5 separate regions of the Mus musculus genome follow, and all the other regions are linked to region 3. A link is a loop called in an ENCODE intact Hi-C map of the cell type or tissue named here. Cell type or tissue: left cerebral cortex. All regions are shown on one strand. Each heading gives the region's core, and the rest is flanking DNA. Links, peaks and the distances in the headings are about the cores only. Region 1 overlaps Dtl (denticleless E3 ubiquitin protein ligase). Region 2 holds the start of Ppp2r5a (protein phosphatase 2, regulatory subunit B', alpha). Region 3 has its middle 4.2 kb from the start of Gm32200. Region 4 has its middle 6.2 kb from the start of Gm32128. Region 5 overlaps Dtl (denticleless E3 ubiquitin protein ligase).

What was found. Peaks named below come from ENCODE experiments on the same cell type or tissue, not always from the same donor. Only the 100,000 strongest peaks of a DNase experiment are listed, where the experiment ranks them.
Region 1: a loop joins it to region 3, with 9 times the contacts of the local background. A loop is called at or near these places in 6 of 42 quality-filtered maps.
Region 2: a loop joins it to region 3, with 8 times the contacts of the local background. A loop is called at or near these places in 13 of 42 quality-filtered maps.
Region 4: a loop joins it to region 3, with 2.2 times the contacts of the local background. A loop is called at or near these places in 4 of 42 quality-filtered maps.
Region 5: a loop joins it to region 3, with 2.3 times the contacts of the local background. A loop is called at or near these places in 5 of 42 quality-filtered maps.

What each region holds. Positions count from the first base shown.
Region 1 is chr1:191,537,689-191,542,083 of GRCm38, reverse strand. It overlaps Dtl (denticleless E3 ubiquitin protein ligase), which reads left to right. Exons shown (of 15, transcript NM_029766.3): 14 at 548-1,380; 15 at 2,743-4,395. The coding sequence ends at 2,841. Among named protein-coding and RNA genes, the nearest start is that of Dtl, 36 kb to the left of the region's middle. In left cerebral cortex, for the core only: no CTCF peak of the experiment used is centred there; DNase peaks (open chromatin) are centred at 321, 928 and 2,017; H3K4me3 peaks cover 1,644 bases; H3K27ac peaks cover 1,618 bases.
Region 2 is chr1:191,393,523-191,397,917 of GRCm38, reverse strand. It overlaps Ppp2r5a (protein phosphatase 2, regulatory subunit B', alpha), which reads left to right and starts at 877. Exons shown (of 13, transcript NM_144880.4): 1 at 877-1,682. The coding sequence starts at 1,502. In left cerebral cortex, for the core only: no CTCF peak of the experiment used is centred there; DNase peaks (open chromatin) are centred at 1,908, 2,097, 2,617, 3,624 and 4 more places; H3K4me3 peaks cover 3,723 bases; H3K27ac peaks cover 2,544 bases.
Region 3 is chr1:191,467,047-191,471,441 of GRCm38, reverse strand. No RefSeq gene overlaps it. Among named protein-coding and RNA genes, the nearest start is that of Gm32200, 4.2 kb to the right of the region's middle. In left cerebral cortex, for the core only: CTCF peaks have their summits at 534 and 1,729 (motif pointing right); DNase peaks (open chromatin) are centred at 620, 1,071, 2,127 and 2,359; H3K27ac peaks cover 2,293 bases.
Region 4 is chr1:191,412,203-191,416,597 of GRCm38, reverse strand. No RefSeq gene overlaps it. Among named protein-coding and RNA genes, the nearest start is that of Gm32128, 6.2 kb to the left of the region's middle. In left cerebral cortex, for the core only: no CTCF peak of the experiment used is centred there; a DNase peak (open chromatin) is centred at 2,004; H3K27ac peaks cover 445 bases.
Region 5 is chr1:191,560,739-191,565,133 of GRCm38, reverse strand. Dtl (denticleless E3 ubiquitin protein ligase) reads left to right here. Exons shown (of 15, transcript NM_029766.3): 6 at 1,958-2,023; 7 at 3,597-3,709. Among named protein-coding and RNA genes, the nearest start is that of Dtl, 13 kb to the left of the region's middle. In left cerebral cortex, for the core only: a CTCF peak has its summit at 2,104 (motif pointing right); a DNase peak (open chromatin) is centred at 2,070.

The sequences.
Region 1 (4,395 bases), core at 88-4,087, 71 kb before region 3:
AGATCAACAAGTAGGAGATATTATTTGAAGGTTATAAAGTTTTGTGTGCATACAAGCAAGAACATGGAAAATTTTTAAATATTAATCATATTATGAGGTGATAGATTATATCATAGATCTATTTAATCATTTTACAATATGTGCATATGTTACAATAACACGTTTATCCCCAAATTCATAGGATAAAAAGTAGAACTGTTATGGTGAAACACCATGTGCCTTTTGATCTCGTTTTTTGTAGCAAGTTTGTGGTGTGCGTTGTGTCATCTGCACGTGGAGACTGTTGGGGGTGGTGCTTGTGCTTTAGAAGTTTTATCTCTCCTAGGCTTTGCCAAGTATATGTTTTACATCAGGGGCTTAGGAAACTGGCAGTTAGACACAGGAGAGGAAAATTGCTAGGGGGGTATGGTAGAAATGGAATGATTTTAGCTATTTACTGACAAACCAACCCTTAGATGATGATGTTAGATATGCCCCTTGATGAAAAAAATCAAGGACTTTATTACATCATTTTCTTTCTGATTTTCATGCTCTTCTTCATTTTCAGTAACGGTACCAAGTAGCCAGAGTACTCCTGCCAAAGCTCCCAGAGCCAAGAGCAGTCCATCCATCTCCTCTCCTTCGTCAGCAGCTTGTACTCCGAGCTGTGCAGGAGACCTCCCTCTTCCTTCAAGTACCCCCACATTCTCAGTCAAAACCACTCCTGCCACGACCCGTTCTTCAGTCAGCAGAAGAGGCTCCATCTCTTCTGTGTCTCCCAAGCCACTCTCATCTTTCAAGATGTCGCTTAGAAACTGGGTGACCCGAACACCTTCCTCATCACCACCTGTCACTCCACCTGCTTCTGAGACAAAGATCTCATCTCCAAGAAAAGCTCTTATTCCTGTGAGCCAGAAGTCATCACAGGCAGATGCTTGCTCTGAATCTAGAAATAGAGTGAAGAGGCGTCTTGACTCAAGCTGTCTGGAGAGTGTGAAACAAAAGTGTGTGAAGAGTTGCAACTGTGTCACTGAGCTTGACGGCCAAGCGGAGAGTCTTCGTTTGGATCTGTGCTGCCTTTCCGGCACCCAGGAAGTCCTTAGCCAAGACTCCGAGGGTCCTACCAAATCAAGCAAGACTGAAGGTGCTGGCACAAGCATCTCAGAACCTCCTTCTCCTGTCAGTCCTTATGCTTCTGAAGGCTGTGGACCACTGCCTCTTCCTTTGAGACCTTGTGGAGAAGGATCTGAGATGGTGGGCAAAGAGAATAGCTCTCCAGAGAATAAGAACTGGTTGTTGGCCATAGCAGCCAAACGCAAGGCAGAAAATTCATCCCCAAGAAGTCCATCATCTCAGACACCCAGTTCCAGGAGACAAAGTGGGAAGACGTCACCAGGCCCGGTAAGCTTAAATGTGGGAGGACACATGTCCTATTTGAAGGGGACTAGGTGCAGTTCTCAAGATTGTCTGGGAATCAGGTTAATAACTTCGCCCTGTTACTCCATTAATCCTTTTGTCTGCTCACATTCTTCAGTCTTACTGCTTGACTCACTAAAGCCTTCCTCTCACCATCCAGAGTGTCGATTCAAAAATATCTCTCCTGGTAGACAGTATGGGTTTTTTTTTTTTTTTTTTTTTTTTAGGTAAACTTTATTCTTGGGAAACTTGCCAACATCCTTAAGTAGACTTTTTTAGCTTGTAATTGCATTTTATGATCAAAATGAAACTTAGATATTTCAAAGCAATTAAATTACAGAATCCTTGATTTTTTTTTTAATTTATTTTTATTTGTTGGCTTTTCCTCAAGTTTCTGATTGTCTTGCATATAGCAATATTCTGAACACTTATTTCTAAGGTTCACTTTTCAGTGACTGACAGGACATTTAATTATGGTAAGAGAAATAAGTGAGCTTTGTAAAGCCTAAGAGTGGTAAAGATAGAAGTAGCTGAGCATTAGGTAAGCCATGCACACCAGCAGAGCAATGCAGAGCTGCTGTTACTCGGTGTGAAGTTATGGGGAGGGGCATTCAGTTCCTGGGGCTCGCAAGGTTCTTGTTCTAAGTTTAAAAGGGAGATGGAAAGGACTCCAATCCAATTAGGGGCAGAAGCTATCTTTAGACTAGTACTAATGTGGTGAGTATCCTGCCTCACTTAACATCCTTAACCTAGCCTGTGCTTCAGGGAAAGGAAACAAAAGATAGATATATAAAGGCTATTTACTCTGCAAGCCAAACCAAAATTTTGGTACAGAAAATGACAAAGTTTCTTTTTCTCAATAGTAGGAATGTTCTGTGTTCCTAGCCAAAAATTTGTCATCAGTGTCCCTGTGGCTCCCATCTGTCTTTCCTGACCCCCATGATTACTTTTCACTGACAATATAAATCTTAAAAAGCTTTGAGACCAGTGTGCTGATCTAGTTTTTTAAGTTTTGGGTTTTGTTGTTGTGTTTTGGTTTTGGTGTTTTTACGTTTTATTGACTTACAAGCTTTCACTATGTATCCCAGACTGGCTTTGAACTCAGGACCTTCCTGCCTTAGTCTCCCAGGTGCTGAGATTGTGGGGCTGTGTCACTATATTACAACTAATATTTATCAGAAAAATGTTCCTTTTTTGGAAGAAAATGAAGAAAGTGCTGTTTTTGCACTTATCAATTGAGGGGCTGATTTTGATTCGCTCAAGAAAATAGCAGTTTTAACCTAGACATTTGCTGTGGGGACTTGGAACTTTAACTTGGGGTGTCGCTAACTCTACGCTTTCTTCTAGGTCACCATTACTCCCAGCTCCATGAGGAAGATATGTACATACTTTCGTAGAAAGACTCAAGATGACTTCTGCAGTCCTGAACACTCAACTGAATTATAGATGCTAATCTGAAGTTCATTGAACTTGGGTCTACAAAGATTTTTTAAAAAGGCTTTAAAATTCTGGTCTTTAAGAAAATGGTCATCTTTTCATTTTGGAAAAAGTCCTTCTACTCTTTAGCAGACCTAGTCAGGCCCCACTGTGTATAGGCACAGCTGCCTAGGTGAGTGCTGTCTCCAGTTCCCGGGGCGGCTTGTCCTCTGTAGTCTACTCTAGCAGTCTGTGGTAATCACGTCCAGCTCGTGGATGCAGGAATCAAGGAGTGCTTTTGTGGACAGTGGAGAGTGCTAGTCCAGCACAGGGCCCATCCGTGAAGGCCAGTCTGAAGACATCCTCTGCAGAAGATGCCTTAAGCAAGCGTGAGCTTATTTGAAATATATCATTTGTTCACTATATTTGTGTGTGTGTGTGTGTGTGTGTGTGTGTGTGTGTGTTTCTCAAACTGGATAAAAATGTGATATTCACTTCGTACATTCATATTGTCTTCATGTACGGTATCAATGTCAACTCTTTGGAGAATGTAGGAGAAAACATCAGAAAGCTGAGTTTTTGAAAGCTGTGGAGGTCTTTTCTTTTTTTTTAAACCAGATTTCTATTACAAACCAGCATCACTCATGAGGGAGCAAGGCACTTTCTTGAGAGAGATGTTTTATAAAATCAGTATACAGTGAGACCAGGGCAGTTCTCTAGGGTCTGTGACTTTTTTTAAAATGTCATTAGATTTTTAAGATAAAGTAATTTCTTACTTATAAAAGTTGATATTGCTTTAAAAAGAAATCTAGAACCTGGAAAATAAGCTTTTTTTTTTTTTAAACAAAAGGCACCAGCTGTCTAGTATATTGGTAAGCAAAACATAAAGAGCACTTTATCTCGACAGTTAGTGCAGAGGTTGTGTCTGTTGACTCTAAATTGTATTTGAAATGCTGTAACTTTTCTTTCCCTTAAATGCTACATGTTGGTCCTCATGAAATGAGCATCATATCTCCCTTTGCAGACTCTTAGAAAGAAACTTTATGTTGGAGAAAGGCGTTCCCTTATAGTTAGAAAAGAGTTTGTCTCATTCAAATCTCTGGGGGCTAGCTAAACTTTATTTCAATTCTCGTGATTTTTAAATATTTTATTAAAAACGTTTAAGTCCTTTGAGATTGTAAGTTAAGCTTATAAAACAAACCAAACTGAGAAAGTTAAATAAGTGTTGGGTTTCTGTAGTCATTACAGTCAAACCACACACACATGCAGCAGCTTTCGCTGAGCGCTGGGGAGTCTTCAGTGATGTTAGCTTTTTGAGTAGTGGGCAGTAGGAAGGAATTTTTAATGATGTAGAACTGCCAATAATGTTAAATATCTGCTGCTTTGAAAGCCAGTGGTGGTGGTCAGTAAAGCAGATGATTTGTGTCTCTGTGTCTGGCCACACTGCCAAGTGAAGCTGGGGTAAGTGGCTGTCAGAAACTTCAGGCTCTGCTTGGAAAACTTGGTACCACAAATGGGTGTCAAAGGTCATGTGTAACAAAGTAGTAATTATCCCTGCCGTGTGACCTTGAGCTGACCCTGAAT
Region 2 (4,395 bases), core at 166-4,165, 74 kb after region 3:
GGGCCTCAGCAGAAGAGGTTAAACTTGGGCTAAGTTCGAAACGGGAAACTTCTTTTCAGAGGGCCTAGACTTGCAGAGCTCTCTGAAGTGGTAGAGACGAGCTTGCCCAAACCCCACGCGAGATCAGCGATCAGCGAACCGCGGCGCCAAGACCTCGGGAGCTACAAATGGACTCCCCAACCACCAATTACGCGGTTTAGGACCGGAGAGGAGAAGGCCCGCCCAAGAACGTAGCCCCGCGCTCCGATTGGACAAGCTCATTTCTCTCCCGGGGCTCCTTCGCCTGTCAATCACGTTGCTCTGACACGACCTTGGCCCCGCCCCCGTTCGACTGACGCAATGCTTGGTGTTCTTGGGCACCCCGGCCCTCGCTTCATGTTCTCATTGGTAAGCAGGGCGCAAAGAGAGGGAGGACGCTCTTCTGCTTTCTGAGCTGCCTGTGTAGTTTCCCTCTTAACGCGCTGTCTGGAGAACAATCCCAGCCTGGAGCCTAGCGCAGGCGTACACAAGAGCCGACAGCGGCGCGGCGTTTCCCCTTTCTCCCTCCCGAGAGCTTTCCTTTACAGTTGTGACGCACAAGGCACCCCGCTCACTGCCTTCACTTGCGATTGGTTGTGGCCCGCGTCTGTCACGTAGCCCCTCCCTCCCACCCAGCTATGGACTCTTGATAGACAGCCGGGAGGCCACGCCCCCACCCCCGTCTGCCGCTTAGCCCTGCGATTGGCCGAGGGCACTGGCATGCTTTCCCGCCCCGGCCCCCTCCGGAGACTCCGGAGGCTAGTGGGACCCCGCGGAAGTTGTCAGTCAAACTCCTTCCTCCACCCCCCGCGAGGACCTCCCCCGGGCCGCGGGAGCGCGCACGCACGCGCACCGAGTCCCCCCTCACCCGAACCAGCCACCCTCTCAAGTTGTAGCAGTTGCTTCCCGGGCGTGCTCCGTGGGCGGCCGGTGGGCGCGGGAGGCTGAGCGAGGGCGACGCTCCAGGGATCCAAGGATCCAAGGATCGGGGTACGGGTGGCCGCCCCGGGCGATGAGGGGCCATCGCTGACAGGAGAACGAGCGCTCGGCAGCGGCTCGCGCGGACCCGCGATGGAAGCGCCCCGGGAGGAGGCTCCCGGCCGGGCGGACAGCGCGGGCGGCAGCCGCTGAAGACCTGTCCGGACTCCGCGCGCTAAGGGGCCGCGAGGCGCGCCCGGCGTCCGCACCCGCGCGCTCGCCCCAGCCGTCCAAACTTCGGGCTCGCCTCCGCCCGCCCTCGTCGCCGGGCGTCAGCAACTTGTGCGGCCCGCGCGCCCCCGCCCTCCCCTCCGCCAGCCCCGGGAGGCGGCCGCGCGGCGCGGGGATGCGGCCGTGAGGCGCTGTCGGGTGAGGAGCAGCTCGCGGAGCGCGAGGGCGGCGCGGCCGGGGCCCGGGGCGCAGGGGCGCAGGCCCGCCGTGCCCGTCCCCCGCCGATTGCCCGGGCCAGCCGCCGCGGGAGGCGCCGATCGCCCGGGTCGCCGAGATGTCGTCGCCGTCGCCGCCCGCACCAGTTGCCTGCGCCGCCATCTCGGCCTCGGAGAAAGTGGACGGCTTCACCCGGAAATCGGTGCGCAAGGCGCAGAGGCAGAAGCGCTCTCAGGGCTCGTCGCAGTTCCGCAGCCAGGGCAGCCAGGCGGAGCTGCACCCCCTGCCCCAGCTCAAAGGTAACCCCCGGCCGCCCCTGGCCCGCGCTCCCGGGGCAAGCCCTACTCCCCTTCCCACCTGCGCGCTTGCCCCGCCTGCCCTTGCCTTGGCGATTTCAGGGTCCCCAGAGGTACCTGCGCTCCCTTCCCTCGTCCAGTCTTTCGACTCCCTGCCTCGCTGAGCCTCAACCCTGGTTTTCTCCAAGCTTAGCTAGTTCTTCTCTTTCTCTGTTTGTCCCTCAGTTGTCACATCCAGGGTCCAAACAAACTGCTGCCGAGTTAGCTGGCCTTTAGACGTAGCTATATAGAACTAGCTTAAAACCGGGACCAGGTGACAGATCTTACTGTCTCGTTAGACGTAAATGTTATACCTCAGAAGACCTCGATTGTCTTTGGAGAGGTTATGAAGGAAGAGTAATTTCTTTGCCGTGGAACGGGAACTTGGTTAGCGCGGCTATGCTTCCAAGGACTTTGTAAGGTTTTGTAAGTAATTCAGATTGGTATCCGTGCCTAATGCCTCGCAGGAGTGCTTGGCACTCCTTTTGGCTCTCTTTTCTCACCCGGTTTGGAGGCTTTTCATGAGTTGTTTACTGGCGTTCTTGCTTATTCTTTGAGAATTACTGGCTTTTAATTTAATAATTTTACGTCTTTGCATTTTATGAGCTAGATGTCATTAATGGAAAAGATGTTTATGTTCCTAGATATTTAAGAAATTCTTTGCAACCTGATAGAAACCTAGAGAATGAGTCACAAGGCCAAGAAATAAAAGAAAGGCTCATGCCAAAATAGATAAATGATCAGCAGATTTTTCAATTCTTTTGACAAAGATCCAGCATCCCTTTCAAGGCCAATCTGGTTGTGATTTGTCTTTGAGTCTATGAATCCTGACTTAGTTTGGCAAGGAGTGTAAAGAAAACCCTAGATCAAATCAACAGTTGACCAGCAACAGCTTGGAACCCCATTTAAACTCTACATCTGCCTCTCGGGGTGCTTCTGAATTAAGGATATACCACTGGTAGAATCACACAGACTTTTGAAAATAGTTTATGTTAGGTGTGTGGTGTCTCATTTGTTGCTTTATTGCTCTTTACCATACTAGAATTGTTCAAATTGATACAGCACTGTCAGTGGAGTGCAGCCATAGCCTAAAATAACTCTGTCCTACCTGTTAGGATAGTGAATTGCTACTCAGAGGTTTAAGCTTTTATACTTAATTAAGAGTTATTTTATCCTTTGTTTTTCATTAGTTTATCCTGTTAATTTTAGTTTGAAGTCTCGATACTAGCATTTTTCTTATGTATCTAATTTGCTAACGTGGTTTTCTTCTTCTTAGTGTTGTACTTCTTAGTTCCTCTGCTAGTAATTGAATTTTAAACATCTGGTTAGTCTTGAGATGCCTCTGTAGTAGATTTTGCCTTTAAGACGGACAGAAATCCACAGAATCAGTAATCAGACTCAAAGTTACCTGATGTTTGGTTGAAGATGTAGCAGGAACTGCCAATGTTTTCACATACAGAATTTGGTCAGTAGTAGAAAGAAATTGAAATTTGCGTGTATAGTGTTCCCCATAAGGTATTATTCATGATAAACTGATGCAGATTCGATTGAGGAAGTAAAACTTTTTACTTGAAAATAAAATCCTCAGGAAAAACTGCTTTAAATCCAGTTGTCAAAATGCTTGAAAAGTGATTTTTTTTTTTAATGGAGTTGTCTTACTTGGTGCTTTGGCAGTGCCCTTGATACCACCGTGTTGAGAGTTTTTTCTGTCAGTAGTATTTTCCCCCAGTTGTGGGTTTTAGCAAAAACAACAGCAGAAAACCCTTTCGTATGAAAGAGAAATTTTCTTAACTGCTCTGAAATACAATCTCACTGGTTGTGGAGTGATTCAGATATCCATGGGCATCCAAGATCTTTCAAGTATTTTATATCAACCAACCTGCTTGCTTACACTTTGTCCACATGCATCTGAACTGGAAAGGTGCCAAGGAGTTTTGTTAGAAACAGACTCTGAGTAAGATTAACAAAACAATCCAACCTTTTCAGTTTATTTTTGCAAAACCTTGTAGGTGAGTGGGTTGCATGATTTTTAAGGCTGAAAATGTTAAAAATAAATAGTGTAAGTTCCTCTGAGGGCTAGATGCTAGAAAATAAAACCAGGATCAGTATATGTGAATCACCTTTTCTGGTCTTGAAACTTGTGTTCTTGTAGGTTGTAATTTTTTTACCTAAAACTTGTTATTTCATAATGAACAATTCAGGAACTTGTTATTTAAGATAGGTCATCTTTCAGTGTTTAGCCTATTTTGGTTTAAATTTCTGAAAGGATTGGCTTGGTAAAATAGCTCCTTTACGTGTATAGACAGCTTAGTATTTCAAATAATTATCTTTGAAAACAAAACAAGACAATATTGCCTATGACAATTGGAACAACCAAAAACTGTGTGTCATTAATTCTTGTTATGTGCCTTTTCAATCTACTATAGTAATGCTATTATGCTGTTATCTAACAGTCTGGGGCTCAGTGTATTTTCACAAATATCTTTTTTTTTTTTTTTTTTTTTTTTTTGAGGTTTGAACAGGTTAGTTTCGGACCTGTGATTATCTAGATGGTGTTTCTTCTGACTTTGGGACTTTGGTCAAATGCCAGTAGTTTTGCTGTAACTCATTTTACATAAACTTCAAGTAGTATGGTTGAGAAAGTCTGGCCAGGAGAGGTCGTTACAGTAGAAAGTAA
Region 3 (4,395 bases), core at 153-4,152:
CACAAACAAGTTGTTCTCTCACATGCACACACATGCTGTGGACCGCATGCAGCATTCTCCCCCCCCCCCCACACACACACCAAAAACAGAATAAATGAAAACAAAACCCAACAAAACCAAACCCAAAAACCAAAAGTAGTGTCAAAATGTTGGTATGTTAAGTCACTATTAAATTGAGAATACACTATTAAATTGAGAATACTTGGATGTTGCTATAGCAGCAACACCCAAGAGGCACGTAGGTAAATTTAAATGGTCTAGCAGCCCCGTTTTAAAAAGTGGTTGAAGCTAATAAAACAATCACATTGTCATTTAAACTTGTAATAAATATTAACTTAATGAGATATTTAATTTTCATATAAACCTTTGGTTGGGTGCATATTTTATATTTTCTGTACATCTTAGTTTGAGCAGCTACGTTGTAAATGCTCGAATCTGCCCTGTGTGACTGTGCCTTCTGTAGAGGACAGGATAGTTCCAGGTTTCTTGTTATTTCGTTCTCACCCAGCCAGGAAGGAAGAAAGTCCCCAGAGGCTGATCTCTTTCAAGCCTCCTATTGCTGGCTAATTAAATCCCTAAGCAACGGCTGAGTCACTCTCAACTGTGGCAAACAATTTAAGAAATGTGTCTCAGAGCCAAGAACACAGCTCCCCACGTACAAGGAGAGAGGCGAGGCCTCTGGATGAGAGCTTTGGAGGAGAGGGAAGAGTGTGGGAAATCAGGTGCGTCTGTGTGGGAGGGAAGAGGTAAGCCATCACTAAAGGCTAGAGAGGAACAGAGGAGCGAAAAAGGGTCCCTGCTGAGTCATGTTCCTCCTGTCTTTACAGCCCCTCTCTGAGGCCGGACTGGGGCTCATGTCATAGACACAGAATCCCAGATCATCAACACTCAAGTCTGGTGTAGGGCTCATCGTCTAATTCATTACCCCTAAGCTCCAGGAGAACAGGCTCAGTGTGCATAGACTCTGGTGCAAAGCGTGTCCAAGTATGCAGTGTTTACATAGACTGTATTATCTGCATGATGCATACTCTATTTGCAGGCGGATCTCAGGATCTAAAAACTGTCTCCACGCTTCCCAGTAAAGGGGCTGCTTCTTACCCCTCCTCTGCGTTTCCTTTTCCTCCACCCACCACCCGCAGTAGACTCCTTTGAGAAAAGCAGTGTGGATTGGAGGAAGCAGGAGACTGAGATAACAGAGACAGAGGAGGAGGATACAAAGAATCCACTCAAAAGCCACATGGGAGCCTGCAGAAGTCACACAGTGAATCCGCAGGGCTGAAGAGCCACAAGGGAGCCTGCAAATTTGACAACTGTTTTAGGGGAGAAGAGGAGTGATTGCCAAAGCTTTATTTGTCTCAGAATATCCTATTGACCTCAGTCCTTGTGTGGTTAGTGTTAGTTCTAGGTAATCCAGAGAGAAGGCATTTTCTCCCCAAGACCCTGTTAAAAACAAAACCAGGCTAATCTGGAGGCAGCCAGAAGGAAGAGCCATTGTGCTGTGTTGACACTTTGGCCAGCCACTTTCTAGCTGAACTGCCTCGGACAGTTGACTGAAGTGTCTCTGCTTCAGACTCTTGTTAAAATAGGTTAGCTTGTGTTTATTTGATGTATGTATGGTTTTTATATGATGTGCATATGCTTTGCTTGCACACACACACACACACGTATGTGCATTATGCGTGTTCGGTTCCTGAGGAGGCCAGAAGAGGGCATCTGTACCCTGGAGCTGGAGTTACAGATTGCTGTGAGCTGCTATATGGTGCTGGGGACTGAACTCTGGTATTCTGCAAGAACAGCCATCTCTCTGGCCCCTCTACTTAGACTCTTAATTTCAAAGCTTAACAAGAAGACAGTTTTACCACTTAGGGGTTTCTTGGGGAGTTGGTGCTTGAGATTTGCTTATGTGGGTAACATGTTATTGCTCCATGGTCCTTTGCTGGAATCTTACCCCAGAGCCAGTGGGGGAAGTCTGTAAAGAGTGTCCAGACTTTATACAGAATAGGAAACTCTTCTGGGAGAGCTGACTCCCTTTTCCAAGGAAGGGTCACAAACAACTCTCGATTGTTCCCTGCTCCAAGGCACTGGTGTACTAGAATATTAAGTGCTCATCTGAATGGGACTAAGAACACTCAGAGGCCAAGTGCTTGGTGGGAAAGACAGGCTATGGAAGCAGACAGGTCTCTAGGGGAACCCTGTCTCTGACCCTGGCAGATTGTGTCTGAGCCCGTTCCCCCATCACTTGGTGGGGTTTATGACAACTTTCTTTAATCTCTGGGGTGAGGATTGCTCAGGTCTCATGTCTTATGGCCAGTAAATAGAGTCAGGACGGAGCCCTCCTTTCCTTAACACAAGGCTAAGGCTTCAGTGCCCCTGGCAGCAGAGGAGCTGTCCAGCCATGCGCCTGGCATGACAAAGAGCTGAATTTCCTGCAGAGAGAACTACTGACTGGCCATTGGTAGGCAGATCACTGAGGGTCAGAGATGAAAGCTGTGGAAGTGAGGTGAGCAGAGGTAGGCAGCAGGGAAACTCCACTAGGAGGTCCCCCTTCCTCCCCTCTCTCTCTCCCTCTCCTTACTCTCCCTCTCCCTCCTTCTCCTCCCCCTCCTTCCCCTCTCTTTCCCTCTCCTTCCTCCCCCTCTCCTCCCCTCTCCTCCCCTCTCTTTCCCTCTCCTTCCTCCCCCTCTCCTCCCCTCTCCTCCCCTCTCTTTCCCTCTCCTTCCTCCCCCTCTCCCTCCTTCTCCTCTCCCTCCTTTCCCTCTTATCCCTCCTCCTCTCCCTCCTCCTCTTTCCCTTCTCCTCTCTCCCTCCTCTCCCCCCCCCCCTCTACCTCTCTCTTACCCTCTCCTTCCTCCCCTTCTCCCTCTTCTCCCCCCTCCTCCCTTTTTCTATGTTATCACTGATTTACAGCTCTGGCTCCTTTTGGTTTGTTTGTTTATTTTATTTTATTTTATTTTGAGACAGGGTTTCTCTGTGTAGCCCTGGTTGTCCTGTCTATAGGTTGTCACTCTATATAGACCAGGCTGGCCTCGAATTCAGAGATCCGCCTGCCTCAGCCTCCCAAGTGCTGGGATTAAAAGCGTGCACCACCACTGCCCAGCTCTGGCTCCTTTTTAACTTTATATTTGGAGACTAAATTGCCCAGGCTAGACTTGAATCTCTGACCCTCCTGTCTTATATTCCTGAGCCTCTGGGATCACCGACCTGGCTGATTGGTCTTTTTATTTAATTGAAAAATAAACTTTTTTTCTCCTTTTTTAGTGGCCCCTGAGATGGCTCTGCGGATGAAGGTGCTTACCACTAAGCCTGACAACCTGAGTTCAGTCCCTAGGGTCCAGGATCCATGTGACAGAAGGAGAAAAACAGGCTCATTCTCTGTCTTCTGACCTCCACAACCACTTAAGGGCTAAAAAAAATTTAGTTGCTCTCTTTAGATGTTAAGGAGTCCCCATATTGGCCTAATAAATACTTTATCCCCAGCTAGGCTGGGTGTTTTTGACGGGGAGAGAAGCTCTGTGGTAAGCGGTGTCAGTAGTGTTCTCTACCATCTGGCCAAAGGAGGGTCACTTTGACACCATCCATTCACTCCCAGTTGGCAGCATGGGATACGCAACCCAATGTTCAACATTAAATATACAAATCACACACAGGATTCACAGCCAAGTCAGAGGAATTCTGAAGCTTCACCCAACAGAGGAAACAGGCTTGCCAAGTATCTCCCGGTGTCCCATACTCTGCCTCCAGACATCCATCTGTAATTCCCCCTGGTTTCTGGCCCAGGTCTCTCTCTATGTATGTGTGTCTCTGTCATTCATATTCTCTCTTTCTCTCTCTCTCTCTCTCTCTCTCTCTCTCTCTCTCAAACACACACACACACACACACACACACACACACACACATAAGGTCTCAGGTATCCAAGGGTGGCCTTGAACTTGCTATGTGCATGGAGTTGACTTGTTTCTTCTGTCTCTGTCTCCAAGTTCTGGGATTACAAATGTGTGCTACCATGTTCGTTATATAAGGTGCTAGGGATCAAACCAGTGCCTCACACCTGCTGGCAAATGAGATAGTGCCAACTCCTTAGTCTCCTTGGATTTATAGATGGGGATCCACAGGCACAGACGTTTTAAGCAACTGCCTCCTTTCTCTACCCCCCTCCCTACAACCACTCAGATCTGGGTGGCAGAGTCATGATTTGAACCTAGGCAGTCTTGCATCGTAGAAGGTTTTGCCTGATGCTGAGCTGGGAGCAGGCCTCGGGCAGACCACAGACTCAGCCCCAGGGAAAGCAATGGTTCCCTCCAATTGCCAACAGGAACTTGGTCTTGTCTTGTTCCCCATCTTGCCCTCCAGGACATCAAGGGCCACGGGGTGAGGGGAGGGGTGACACACTTTTC
Region 4 (4,395 bases), core at 190-4,189, 55 kb after region 3:
GCAAAGGCTTCCTGTAGAAGAAAGGCTTGCCAAATATTTTAATTGCTTAGGTGTGGGGGAAGACTCCAGGGGCAGGAGGGAGCAAGGGGGCTCTGGGGATGCTCTTTGAGAGCCACAGTGGCTGGATTGGGACCTGTGTCACTTTTGAAAATCGAGTGTAGCCAAAAATAATTGTAGGAGACAGTTGGGAAAGGAGGTCCCCCCCACTCCCCATCAGTTGCACTCAGTCCTTCCTGCGTATCTCAAACTCGTACCTAAAACTTCTTTCCAGTGGCACTTCCTGTCCCTTGTAGACAGGGTCTCCCAGTCAAATTCTTTTTTCCTCTCTCAGTTATTCCCATCTGCTGTTGGCCCATTACATATATTTTAAGCACTTATCATGCCCTATTGGGGAATTTGCAAATTTTAAAACATTAGCCCTAACACAACCAGGAAGAAAATACACTCCATTCCCTTACCCAACAGTACAAGGCAATTAAATGCCACATATACACACCAGACAGGAAATGGTTAAGGAATGTAGGGGGAGAGAGATTGCCCTGGGGCTAGAGGTTAGCCCTTGAGAGAAGTTAGAGAGCCAAGTGGCTGAGGCAGTTACTCCAAAAGGACCCAACAGGTAAAAGTTGTAAAAGTTGTTGAGCAGTTACAAGCACCGAGGCTTACAGCTCCTGCCGCACACCCACCTTGGAGTGCAAGAATCAGAACCAGCCACTCCTGGAAGATTCAGGAAGACTTAGTGGGGTGGCTACCTCCTCTAAGCTGCTTGGCCCATGTTGGCTCAGTCAGTTGAAGCAATGGTTAAGGAACCTGTCAGGACCACATAATGATCAGCACTGGTGAGGTGGTTTAGTTACAGAGCGTCATCACTCTGTGCCAGACAGGAGTCAATCATTCCTAAAACAACTGCTGAGGTAAAGACATTGTTACCCTCAGTTCTAGGTGAGAAAACAACAACAACAACAACAACAACAACACCCCACAGAGATGTTAAAAGTAAAACCTAGACTTTCCCACTGTGTATAAATAAAAAGTATCATAAATTGGACTCATCTGCCTTGGGGGCCGTCCTTCCAAGCAAGCTGCCAACAGGATCAGGATGAACGCATATAGAACTGAACATGTTCTTGTAGTTGTAGTAAAAAGAGAAGCAGGTGAAAATTCTTTGGTGGGAGTGATGTTTGAGAGAAAATTCATTTTAATAACACGTTTGCTCCCTCCGAGTATCTCGAAGATATCTTTTAAACAGATAGTCAGTATACAATTTTTTCATTTCACTTTGGTTTTCTCATGAGAACTTTCCAAATTTATGTGTATTTTTAAACCTACAGAATGTTTCTATTCAAATACTAGATTTGCATCAGAAATACTTGATCTGTATTTATATTTCACATAATTTATAGCTGAAAAAGTATTCACATACCTGATTTATTCCAAACATCCTAAAACTTAAAAAAGCATTTCCAATATCCTGGTTAAGTACCAAAAATAATTTTCTCTGTTTATATATACATCCATAATTTCCAGCCTGGTTTCTTTTAGAGCTGACTTTAAATCCCATTGATTTTAAGCCTGTCTGATTTGTTAACTTTGTGTAAGTCTGTGCTAGTGTTCATTTATTGATCTGTGAGATTAGCACACAAAATGGTGGGTGTCCTCACGGCATCTTCTGCTCACACATCTCACCATGCTTAGTTTTAATTTTTTCCCTCCCATGCTGACCTTTCTTGGTCCCCTCCCTCCTCTGTCTTGTTCTTTTTCTTCCCCCAGGTGGGTACCCCTCTCCTTTCTTTCATTCTCTCTATTAAGATCTCTAATAATCTCCATTAAGATCTTACCTTCCTTAAGATCTCTTCATCCTCTCTCATGATTACCTCCCTAGTTTTACAGCCAACACACACACACACACACACACACACACACTGAGCACTGGCAGAGAGCACAGATAACTGTCTTCTATTTCTGCATTCCACAAGATGATGAGTCATATCACGTGTACACCTTTAGGATAACTTTAAGAACTACGCCCGCCCACGAGCTCACTCAGCAAGCTGAGCGCAAGCATCTTTTCAATATGTATCATTTCCATGGAATGAAGAGCCAGGTGTTGGTGGTGCTCGCCTGTAATCCCAGCAGCAGCCTGGAAATAAAGGCAGGTGGATTTCTGTGAATTTGAGCCAGCCTGACGTCATAGTGAGACCCAGTCTCAGAAAAGTAAAAAGAGGAGCAAATGGACAGACGAAGGATGAGCCCCTTGTTTAGAAGCTGCAACAGTTCAGCCAGGGGAGGTGAGGCAAAGCCAGAGGCAGGAGGGCAACTGGACGCCAGCAGGGTTATATAAATTTAGCTTCTTGAAAAACTGGAAGCAACCCTGTCTCAAAAGGGTCAGGGGCATAGAGCACTTGCCTGGGATGTGAAAGGTCCTGGCCTGAGCACTGAAGCCAAACAAGCAAGCAAGCAAACATCACAGGCAACGGCAGCCCTTGATCTACTTTTGCCAGGCACCCTTCACTGTGACAGAAGTTATGCCTGGTCTCTCTAGCAGAGATCTTTGACAAATGTAACATTTGCAAATGTCTATACCAATGAAAGTAACATTCAGCTACGGAACAACAATACTTAAAAAGAAAGTGAGTTTGAAAATCCTGTGGAATGAGGTTATCCAAAGTATCAGTTGGTTGTGTTTCTTCTATCACATGACTTTCTCTGTCCCTGAAGAAAGTCCTGAACACCTGGATTTGAATCGATTGGATTTTGGCATTGTCAGGAAGACTTTGGAACAAGACAATTATTGCTTAATTGAGGAACTTCCAGGTCTTCCCCTCCACCTTTGTTGAGGAATGACTGACAAAAGCTGTCCATATTTAAGATGCAGACATCTGATAAAAGCTGTGACAAAATTACCAAATGAAGACAGGTATTTCACAACCATCTCTGCAGGTACCCTTTACTGGGTAGTCTGAATGCTTAAGATCTAATTACTATACATTATCACTAATTGATACATTGTTATTTTTTTCTGGGCTGGGGACTGGCCAGGCTTTGTCTTGCTAATTAAGCATGTCCCCGCTGAGGACCCCCCCCCCCCCCCCAGCCCTAGGATCATTAATTTAACCGTGGCGCTCAGATCTCCACACTGTAAATTAGGGCTTACATCTAAAAGGCAGTGGCTTCAGTCAGCAGGTGAGAGTCTCCACTTCCTTTACTCCCTGCCCTTAGTGACTACCCTGCTCTTTAACTCCTTGAATGCCACACGTGAGACAAGGGTGCAGCATTTGTCCTAGTGTGTCTAGCATGATGTCCCCCAAGTTTATCCATGTTGCAGGGAATGTATTTCCTTCTTTATAAGGCCAAATCATATAGATCACCTATGTAGCTCACATTTTCTTTATCCATTCATCCACCAGCATGGGCTGTTTCTGTAATTTGGCTATTGTCCCCTGTGCTGGAGAGAGCAGAGTGTAAGGATCGTTTCAAGGTACTGATTTCATCTCCTTTGGATCGATATCCAGAAGTGGAATTGTTGGACCATATGGTAGCTCTGTTTTCAACTTTTTTTTTTTTTTTCAGGAACTTCCAAACTGCTTCCCCTAAAGGCTGTGTTGAGCTTATACTAGTTGTAAAATGTCTCTCAGATCTTCCCCTTATTTTCTCCAGCAGAATTTCTAAGATGGAGATGGTAATGTTCTTGGCCACCCCTCCATCTAAAAGTGGTTCTCTTTTGGGTGTGGGAATTCAAATCATCTTATTGGTAGCAGCTAACATTATGAACCCGGTCCTGGTTAAGAATTACTTAAAAATATTTATTGAACATTTACTTCTAATTTCAGGCAACTCTCATTTAACTGTTGGGAGAAAAGTTATTTTTAAATTTGCTATCTTTTCACTGGAAGTGTCTGAGACAGTCTCATGTAGCCCAGGCTAGCCCAGACTCCCAATCTCCTGCTCCCACTACTCAAGAGTTAAGGCAGTACATACCTATGCTTGAAGGTTGAAGCCAGATTTTTAAGCTAGCCTGGGTGATATAGTGAGTTAGCAGTCAGTTTGCAATAAAGAAAATCTCTATTAAAGTTAATTAAACTGAAGTTTATTTTCTCTAACTACACTTCATGGACTCAGTAGTCCTATTTGACTGGAGGCTAATAGACAACACAGCCCCAGACTGTCGCTACAACAGAATCATGATTACTGTGTTCAAATCCAGATCCCAAGTCCAGAGCGTCTTCCTCAGTCCCTACAGGGTCTCAGGCATCAGTGTTGCCTTAATGCTTCTACAGAAGAATGTGGTAGTCAGCTACTCTTTTTTTTTTAAGATTTATTTATTATTATATGTAAGTACACTGTAGCTGTCTTCAGACACACCAGAAGAGGGAGTCAGATCTTGTTACGGATGGTTGT
Region 5 (4,395 bases), core at 277-4,276, 94 kb before region 3:
TTGGCTGAGGGAAAGTGGGCCACACTAGCAAGTATATATGTACAAACTGACAATATGACCAGTCCATGGTATTAGAAAGCTTTTATTGTAGGTATGAGAGAGAAAATCCAATGGTATCGAGAAGAATAGAACTGAGAGAAAAAGTAGACTAAACATGGCCAGCCAGCAGACTGGACCCGGCCATGAGCAAAGCATGAGGGACAAAGTGGGAAGGGTTTAGACAGAGGGAACATAGCTGAAAAAGCAGGATTATAAGGACAGTGAGTAATGGGGGGGGGGGGGCATGAACTGGGGAAGTTTTATTAGAGTAGTGATGGTGAGAAGAGCTAGGACTTAGAAAATTGTAACAGGTACTTTTGATGCCAAGGGAACCTGAAGGACAAAGTGTGCTTTGGAATGCTAATAAGCACCACAGTTAGCCTTTTGCCTCATCTGCCTTTTGGAATTTGGGAAAATAGTTTCCTTTGGACCTACCACTATGTACAACCTACTGAGTCCATTTAATGTTGCTTTTTTTGTGCATGTATTTAAGGCTGACCCCTGGGGATTAGAAATTTATTGGGAGGCTGGTCCATAGAGGAAATTGATTTTCCTATAGTTCTTCATCTAAGGGTGAAGCTTTATGAAATTCCCTCTACCCATGCTAGCATGTCAACTGGTATAGTCATTGTGTAGGTTTTGATTAGGCAGCCACACTGTTGAGATCTCAGAGGCACAGTGGCCGTCTAGAAGCCACCATCTCAGAGCAGGTATTCTGCCCTTCTGGCTCTCGGAATCTTTCACACTCTGGCTCCTGCAGTGTTCACTGGGTCTTGGGTGTAGGAGTTATGTTATAGATGTACCAACTGAGGGTGGGCATACGACCATGACTTATTTGAATCTTGAGCAGTGTGGCTCTCTGTATGTAAACAGTTTCCATCTGCTGCCAAAAGAAGCTGCTTTGATGAAGGTAGAGCCCTACTTTTACCTTGTTGGAGGATAAGAGGGCAAACTATTCAAAACATATTATATACCATAAAATTTTCTGTTTTTAACTGTGTATTTAAACAGTTTTTAGTTTACTCAGAGTTGTGTAGTAATTAATATGGGAGAGCAATGGATCTATCAGTCAATTTGTTAACTCCACTATATCATCCAGAGAGGCTGAGTTTGAAGACATAAGTAAAGGTTCTCTCTGTGTCTAGTTCACCTGCTGCTTGGGCAGCTCTTGTTGTGATAGAGCCCCTCTCCACCCCTAGTCTCTTTCCTGCTTCCTCTATCTTAAAAGGAAGCTGGCAGGTTTCTCTGTTGGCATTTGGTTACCTTTGCCTCGATTGCTCCATCTAATCACCTGATTTAGTTGTTAACTCCTACAAAATTAGGTGTTTTTATTCAGTGTCCACAAAGCTCTCAAGTAGTTGTTATGGGACTTTGTTCAATTTATAGCTATTATTATAGTTGAATCAGTTTGTTAATTGCTCACTCTTCCATATAGGGAGCAGAATTCCTTTTTAAATATTTTGTAAATGTGCCTATTTTGCAGTGGCCTTGTGCATACTAGGCAAATGCTGTACCACTGAAGCTATATACCTAGCTTCCACTGTTACCTAAAATATAAACAGTACAAATAAGTGGGAATTCTGTGTTCTATTCAATGCTGCTGCCTCTTTCATACCCAGAGGTAGTACTTTGATCTGCTAAGAAAGAGGACTTTTAGACGTTCCTTACCTCAAAATAGGAAGATTAGTGCTTACCTACTAGATTGGCAGGCACATTGAGGTAATGTGTGAGAACTGTGTAGAGCGTGAGCTATCTTAGACAGTAAGCTCTCCTCTGTGCTAACAGTTGCTACGCTGTCGTTTTCTTACTATCATCTCTGGTGGCAAATTCAGTGCTTTTGGAGAATGTGTTCTCTGGGGAAGGGGAATGGAATGTGTCTTTGATTCGTTTCCAACATCTTGATGGCCTCTTCCCACAGCTGTGTTCTCTACAGGGGGGAGAGACGGCAACATTATGATCTGGGACACCAGGTGTAACAAAAAAGGTAAGCTAGTTCTGTCTTAATTTTAATAAGTGCTTAATGCTCAAAATAAAATGAAATGCTAGTGATTTCATCTGATACCAGCAGGGGGCACTTGTGTTCCCTTCCTGCTCAAGTCTCAAGGTAATGATTATTGCAAAGCTATTAATAGATGTTCTTAGTTTCACATTGTCTCTGAATTATAATTCCGTCTATCTAAATTATTGATAGAATTAAAACTACTGATGTATAGTTCACTGAATAAAGGTTTGGTTGAGATGTTTTTGTTTGCTTTTAATTTTCCTTTTTTTATCCTGACAAGATGGCTCATCAGATAAAGGTGCTATCCATCAAACCTCAACTACCCAAGTTCAGTTCCTACAAGTAGGAGAGAACTCCTTAAGTTGTCCTCTGACCTCCACTCCCCTCACACACACAAAAAAATGCCTTTTAAAAAAAATCAGATTAAATTGAATATAAGCTTGTATTGTACAGGGTGGTATTAAAGGAGATGGTCGTTGGTGTGTTTATTATTAATTTATGTATTGATTTTAAAATGTTAAACTATTTTTGTGGAGCAGTTTTTTGGGTTTTTTTGTTTGTTTGGCTGGTTGGTTTTTTGGGTTTTTTTTTTTTTTTGTTTGTTTGTTTGTTTTTCGAGACAGGGTTTCTCTGTATAGCCCTGGCTGTCCTGGAACTCACTTTGTAGACCAGGCTGGTCTTGAACCCAGAAATCCACCTGCCTCTGCCTCCCAAGTGCTGGGATTAAAGGCGTGCGCCACCACTGCCTGGCAGTGGAGCAGTTTTAATTTTATATCAGCATTAAAGTGCAGAGAATTTCATATATACTGAACACCTACACAGATGCAGCCTTTGCAGTCATTCAGTTGGTACATTTTTAAGCTGTTAAGCATTGGCTCATACATAATTAATTCATAATTTGTATCAGGGTTTATTTTTCATGTTACACATACTATGGATATTGACAAATATATGACATGTATCCGCCATTGTAATATATAGAGTACTTTCATTGCCCTAAAATATGTCTGCTCTGGTGTTTCTACTTCCTCACGAAGCCTTGCTACCACTATAACTGTCCGTGGTTCTCCAGATTTTCATAAATGGAGTCATGTCGTATCTTTCTCTTTGCACAGAATTACTCTTTGGGCAGGAATACCACATTGTATCCACTCATCCACTGAAGGGTGCCTTGATTGTTTGTGTTTTAGCCATTAAGAATAAAACTATAACTATATCTGTGTTTTTCTTTCTTTGTGTGATTAAACTCACCATGGGCTCTTTGGGATTTTGTTTTTTTGTTTTGTTAAACTTTGTTTGCTTTTTCATTGTGTGTATACACAACCACAGCGCATGTGGATCTGTTTTCCCTTTTGAACATGTGAGCAGGGAATCAAATTCAGGTCATCAGGCTTGGTGACAAGTGTCTTTACCTCTACTGAGTCTCTTCGGGGTTTTTCGGTTTTGTTTTTATACTAGTTAGTCAAAAATCACAAAATTTGAGGTTCTATAGAAATGATTAAATATTGCTTTCAGCTTGAAATCAGAAAACATTAAAATCTTTGGAACCTTTCAGATGGATTTTATAGACAAGTGAATCAAATCAGTGGAGCTCACAATACTGCAGACAAGCAAACCCCTTCAAAGCCCAAGAAGAAACAAAATTCAAAAGGACTTGCTCCTGCTGTGGTAAGGTTTTAGAGAAGTGTATGTGTAAATAGGCAGTTGTTACTGTATTTGCTTGCTTTTGAGGCAAGATCTCTGTGTGTACTTAGGTTGGCCTGGAATACATGATCTTTCTACCTTAGCCTACCAAGTGTTAGGACTATAGACTGTTCATGAGCCACCATTCATGACATGAGTGGCTCTTAACAGTAGGGAGAATCAAATCTCTCTTTAAGGAATTTGTTAGGCAAAAAGATGGATGTAACTCTTAATTTCTTTGGTATTAACTGTTTATAGTTTACTTAGCCCTACTGCAATGGTTCTCAAACTCTGGTGAGAATAGAGAACATGGTAAAGATTCAGCTTTCTGAGCATATATGCATTTGTTATAAAAGGTGAAAGGGTAGTTTGTGTTATTTTTTTAATGAAAATAGGTAATATAAAGATGGATGGAGTTTTAGTTACTTTCTTCTAGATGTTTTAGACACCTTACCGTAAACATGGTGATGAAATTCATACACCTTTAGTATTAAATTTTTGGGGGTGCTTGCTAGATCTGGTACGTTGCTCTTCTGTATTTATGACTTGTAAATTTTTTTAGAGAAACATCAAAGCACTCTCAGTCATCAAATGCTTAAGCAAAGACTGTTATACGGGGACTACACTGGCTGGCAGGCCTGCTGCTAGTCCTACATGCTACAGATAAGCAC